Regions from separate parts of the Homo sapiens genome. Here region 2 is linked to region 1. Evidence: chromatin loops called from intact Hi-C (ENCODE). Cell type or tissue: thyroid gland. All regions are shown on one strand. Links, peaks and the distances in the headings refer to the core of each region. The heading gives the core; the rest is flanking DNA. Region 1 overlaps SHROOM3 (shroom family member 3). Region 2 overlaps SHROOM3 (shroom family member 3).

Region 1 (2,811 bases), core at 101-2,600:
CCTCCTTCCCTAAAAAAAGTTTCTAGATTTTAAAATTTTCCTTTTGACTATGAAACAAGAAAATTACACACACCGTTGGCACTGGCCAACCAGCAGCTGAGAACAGTGTCGGGGTCCTGGTGCTGGATTAGGAGGCTAGGGACTTGGGTTCAAGTCCTGGCTATGAGACTTCTAATAATCCCTCTAAGCTTCACTTCTGTTATTTGTAAAAACGAAAAGTACAGTAGCTTACCTGCCCTGCCTACTCACAGAAAAGCTAAGAGGAAATTAGTTAAAGTGCCATGTAAATCCAAAGTCTAATGATTTTGGTGCAATCTGGTGATGTGACAGGTCCTTTCCCCACCTGCCTCAAGAGGCCCAGTCACCACGCTGATTACATGGACCTTGTCAATTTTTCTGAGGAAAGCTGAACAAGGGCATCCCATTCTTTATTTACCTTCTTTTCATTGACATCTGCCTGTTCCTCTTCCTCATTCACTTCTGCTGGCATCTCTTTGATTTTGTTCAGTAGCTCAGCCTTGGGAGCAGACACACTGTAGTAGGCAGGGCAGTTAACCAACATGCTCACTGCTTCCTTGTCTTCATTCCTGGGCCAAAAAGAGCACAAAGTATAGCCACACAGATCACGCCAGAGGCTTTGTTTCACTGCAGATGTCAGTCCATTCAGAAGTGCGTAACAATTCTATTTAATTTCTTTCCCAGAAATTAGGATAAACTAGTAACTGTTAACTAATGAGTGATTACTATGTACAGGGCTGTTGAAGCCAGGCAAACTTGGGATGGAAAACCACCAAAAGCAGCATTAGGGATGACAGTGGGAGTCAAGGCTATGGCCTCGCCAGCTGACTCTGGAGAAGACATTTAACCTCTCTGCTTTTGTGATTCATATAAGAACGACACTGACTCCTTATTTCAGAGAAAGGCAGTGTGGAACCATGACTCAATCAATGTGAAAGTATTTTCAAGGTGCTGCACAAACCTCAGGTTTTAGGTCAATTATTTCCTATACTCCTTTGGTTACATGTAATCTTTCTAGTGCCTACTATGCACTGTTGCTTGAACACACAAAATTTTTCCTTCTCAAGTGTGCCTGCTATCCCATATAATCCTGGGAAATCTGCAGTTTGCTGGTCCGCAGTGAACTAATACAAGATATAAAATCTACTCATTGATAATATAATAGGGATGTTTTAAGGCTGAAGAAAAAACTCAGAATTGAGAAACCTGCTATCTAGTAGTTCTCTGTTTTACCACATTTGAGTTGCCTTTCAGCCTATAATTCATATCCTACCCACTGAATAAATGACTCTATGGAAGTACGATTCTCTTGGAGAGGAACTTTATTTAATCTTGTGATATTATTTAACATCTAGCCCATCATTTTACTATGAAATTAGGAACCACACACACAAAAAATCATCTTTACTAGTTTCCTGCTTGATAACTGTCCCAGTAAGCAACAATGACCACATTTAATCCAGTTAATTGAAAGACAGGGAAAAGATTTTCTGATACATTTTTGTTTGTTTTTGTTTTCAGATATGTCCACCGCATTACAAATGGGATTCTCTGGCATCTGACCAACCCTCACAATGGCTACTGGCCATCTCATGCCCAACAGGACAATGCTTATTTCCACCAGGAGATGGCGCATGCCTTTTTTTTTTTTTTTTTAAATCCCCAGGAAGGTCTCAGTGCTGCAAAAGCTCCATGACCATTCTGCTTCTAAACTGACGGAGCAAACATATATTTCCAGTGGTAATGCTAGGAAATACTTTGCTAAGGATGTTACTTTGGTCCTTCAGCCAGTGGTCAGAGAACAGAATGACCATACTGCAACCACCCATGGTGAACTGACTGGCACACCTACAAAAATCTTATCTTTGGGGTCCCCATAGTACCCAGTGGATTGCCTTGCACATTGTAGGTGCTCAGTATGTGTTTGCTAAAGACATGACCCTGGATAAATCACTTCACCTCAATTAGTCTGTTTCCCAAATCTGAAAATAAAAGCAGTGAAATGGACAAGGTGACAGTTAAGGCCTTGAATCAGAAGAGCCTCTGACAATGTGACAAATAGCTTGTAAGTATCACATAGCTCTTTCCTTTCTCTCTCCCCCATAAAATGAAACGTGGTGTTCCTGTTAGTAATTTAGTTAGGATCAGTTGGAAATTTTTAAAATGCAATCCCAAATTTGGATAAAATGTTCTGTTTTTATTTAGTCTGGAAGCCACTAACTGCTGAGTCCCAGACTGTCAATCCACAAAGATTTCACTGAAAATTTAAGAGAAAATGAAAGCTACTCAGTCTTTCTCATAGTAGTCTTTTAAGGAAATAAAACATGCAAGAAAATACTGCAGTAACCCAGGAGAAATGAAAAGCACAGACTGCACACTGGGACACGTGTTACATGGCTGGCTCAAGGAGCTTCAGAAGCAGAGGCTCACGGACTGGGCCAAACCAGACAGTGCGCTCCTACTCAGACCTTTCCTGATTTTCAGGATTTGCGCCAACACCCACCTTAATGCCTCAGAGGTAAGGGTCAGTGTAGTACACGAATCTATTTCTCTAGGCTCTCCTCCTTACAAAGCCCTTCCCCTCTCAGTCTTGGCAAGACGTTGGCCACGCTCACCACTTCCACTTGCTCCTTTCCCAGCACCGAGCTCTGAGGGCCTCTCTGCCAGAGCAGCTCTGATACAGAACCGGCAAGTACACCTTTGCTGAGCTGGGGGCACTGTGTAATTGCTGGAGACAGGCACAGTCATGGGGCTGTGATCAAATCCAGGTGCCATCACTCACATGTTCAATGA
Region 2 (2,811 bases), core at 9-2,508, 310 kb after region 1:
AGTACCCAAGAAAAGATTAAGTGTAAGATTCTATGGGATTCCTTCCGCTTGAATTCCATAGTACAGTGCAATGCTCCAAAGATCACAGATTTTGGAAACAGATAGATCTACATTAGTCTTTAGGGTCTGGCTATCCCTTAGTAAGCATTCTCTAAATGGTGGTCATCTTAGTTTGGATTTCCTCAGAAACAGACCCTGAGACAAGACTTCAAATGCAAGTAGTTTACCTGGGGGTAAAGAAAGCTGACAAGGAAGTGGGAACATGAGGTAGAAAAGGGAAGGCAGCTGACATAGATGTTTGATCAAGCCAGCTACAACTGTGGGCAACTGGAGTTGGATTCTGAAGAAATTCTAGGTGCTAGTGGAAAACATACACCTTAGAGTCATCCCATCTGAGAGATGAAAGAACTAAGCTGCTTACGTACCAACTCCAGTTGGTCATGGAGGGTTGCTCTTGGTGTCATTACTGTGGCAAAGGGCTTCCAAGCAAAGAATTGCAGATGCTGACAGCTGGAAGTCCAGCCAATGCACACAGAAATGAAGGTGAGGAAATGTGGACGGGTCAGTTGCAGTGGTATAAGAAGAAAAAACGAGAACATGCTCCTTTAGGGTGCAGTGACCTCATCTTCTGTTGTTTCCCAGTGCTGTCAGATTTTAGGCACTCAATAAATGATGTGTTGACTAAATATGATAACTAATGAATGAAATGAGTTAGCTTTAAATCTTGGCTCCATCTTTTATGAAAAACCTCTTTCCTCATATATAAAAACAAATCTCATTCCACAAAATAATAAATAAAAGAATCTAACATAGTACCTGACCCACAGCAGACTGACACATATAAATAATGCTCTATAAATAATTTTATTTATTTAAATATAAATAATGTATTTTTTTCTTTTTTATACCATGGAATCCTCCTCTGTTTATTTTGCCTTCTCTGTTAAAGAAGCAAGGTGGCAGTAGTACTTTGCAGGGCCTGAGTTCAGAAATTTGCAATATGTGTTGGCCCAGTGGAGGGGGTCTACACCAACTGTCCTTCTTAAAGGTCAAATTTATTGACTTACATATGTAGGGGAAACTGTGATAGTAATGCTTTCAAGGGAGTGCCAACAACTGATTTAATTGTAGACTTTGAGCCAAGAGCAACACCATGCAACTATGAATGTAGTCCTAAAGAATAACACTCATTCTCTTAACCTTCCTCCTGCTGCCTTACACTTAGATCAATGGCTGCCTTGTTTTTGCCCTGCTACTCACTAGCTGATACTCAAAAGTAAAAATATAAAAAATAAACAAAAGCAAAAGCAAAGCATGAGAGAAAAGAGTCTATTTTCTGCCTTCTCATTCTCAAAAGTTTGCACACTCTCCTATTCTTTTAATTGTCTATCTCAACGCCCAACATGTATATTTATTTCTGGAATGCAGCCAGATCCTGGGTCTGAATTCCAGAAGCTCATTTCCCAGTTTCCATGAGACAAGGCCTCAAAAATGTGAACCTCTCAGAGGACACATGCAAGATGATAAAAGCTTACATTGTACCCACACAACTTCTTTCATTAAAAATTTTAACTTTTCAAAGGAAAAGAGAAAGGCAATTGATTCTAGAGTCCAATTTTTCTTCTTACCTTCTAGCAAATGTGTGGCTCAGGATACACTTTAATATACAAAGTGCTAAGCACTTTGACTAACCTGAAGAATGCTTATTTCCACTTAAATTGCCTGGGTTTTGACTTCAAATTCATGTCACAATGATTTTTAAATTTTGAGATCTTTAGAATACTAGGATCTGTCTGTACCAGGTTTCCAGGAACCAAGAATGAGTGAGAGATGAGGCCAATTGAACCAAGACCCTAGCAGGTAGCAATGGCTTTGAGGGTAACAACTGTACGTGAAGTTCCCAGGATCGTGCCAAGAGAGTGTACTATTAGGAAAGCCGGCGAGTAGGCCTTGCAGGGAAAGTGAATGCTAGTGACCATCATGAAACCAGAGCAGACAGATTGAGCGTGGACACAGCCAACTCAGCAGTAGATGAAGCTGGATGAGCACAGCAGATGTACTACATTTTGAACTAAGCAAGGGCTAGAAAGGGACAACCAAAATGAGATAAAGTTTGGTGTAAAGAGCACTCCTTCATAAAAGACCATCAGTTGTGGTGCCCAGCTCATAACCGGGGCTCATCAGCATGTCGGGAGGCATGAACCTCATGTGCCCCAGCAGATCATTGTTCTATCAGTTTGCAACTTATGTCTGATTCCCTCTTTTAACTGGTTTCAGTCCCTGTTAGCTTTAAACCATCTAATGTTCGTCTAGTATTTCTCCTTGAGTACCAGGCCTTGGGGGTTGAGGTTTTTTCATGGCCTATCCATGTGATGGGATATACCCCACCCAAACAACCAGAGTGGTCAGAGTCTAGCAGAAGTAAAAAGCAGCAGGAAGCAGCACCTGGGAAGATGCAGAGAGCCCAGTTGAACTCCCAGTGTTAATAGAAGTAGATGTGCATCCCCCACCGCCGCCATTTCACCGAGCAGGGCACCTTAAGGATGCCACCAAGTTGACTGACTGTTGCACACAGTTCATGCATTCCACTTTTTTTTTTTTTTTTTACCAGTTTATCAAGATATGGGGTAACATAGATGGAAGGGTTCTTTGGCATCACAAAGTGACAACGCAGTTTTTACTTTGAAAGAAATTTTTCAGGCTGAAAGTTAAAAAGGTCTTAGATGTGTACCTTAGTAGTTTTATGACCTTCAGCAAGAGTCCAGTCTCTCCACCTATAGGACTTCCCAGAGTTTTGCAATGCTTACATGA

Evidence for each region. A loop is a pair of places that touch in the nucleus more often than their neighbours do. Peaks named below come from ENCODE experiments on the same cell type or tissue, not always from the same donor. Only the 100,000 strongest peaks of a DNase experiment are listed, where the experiment ranks them.
Region 2: a loop joins it to region 1, with 2.2 times the contacts of the local background. A loop is called at or near these places in 56 of 110 quality-filtered maps.

The regions. Positions count from the first base shown.
Region 1 is chr4:76,757,321-76,760,131 of GRCh38, reverse strand. It overlaps SHROOM3 (shroom family member 3), which reads right to left. Exons shown (of 11, transcript NM_020859.4): 9 at 437-587. All of the region lies in intron 1 of SHROOM3-AS1 (SHROOM3 antisense RNA 1), which reads left to right. Among named protein-coding and RNA genes, the nearest start is that of SHROOM3-AS1, 44 kb to the left of the region's middle. RefSeq lists a silencer at 999-1,068. In thyroid gland, for the core only: a CTCF peak has its summit at 1,643 (motif pointing right); a DNase peak (open chromatin) is centred at 1,607.
Region 2 is chr4:76,446,121-76,448,931 of GRCh38, reverse strand. All of the region lies in intron 1 of SHROOM3 (shroom family member 3), which reads right to left. Among named protein-coding and RNA genes, the nearest start is that of SHROOM3, 12 kb to the right of the region's middle. In thyroid gland, for the core only: a CTCF peak has its summit at 963; no DNase peak of the experiment used is centred there.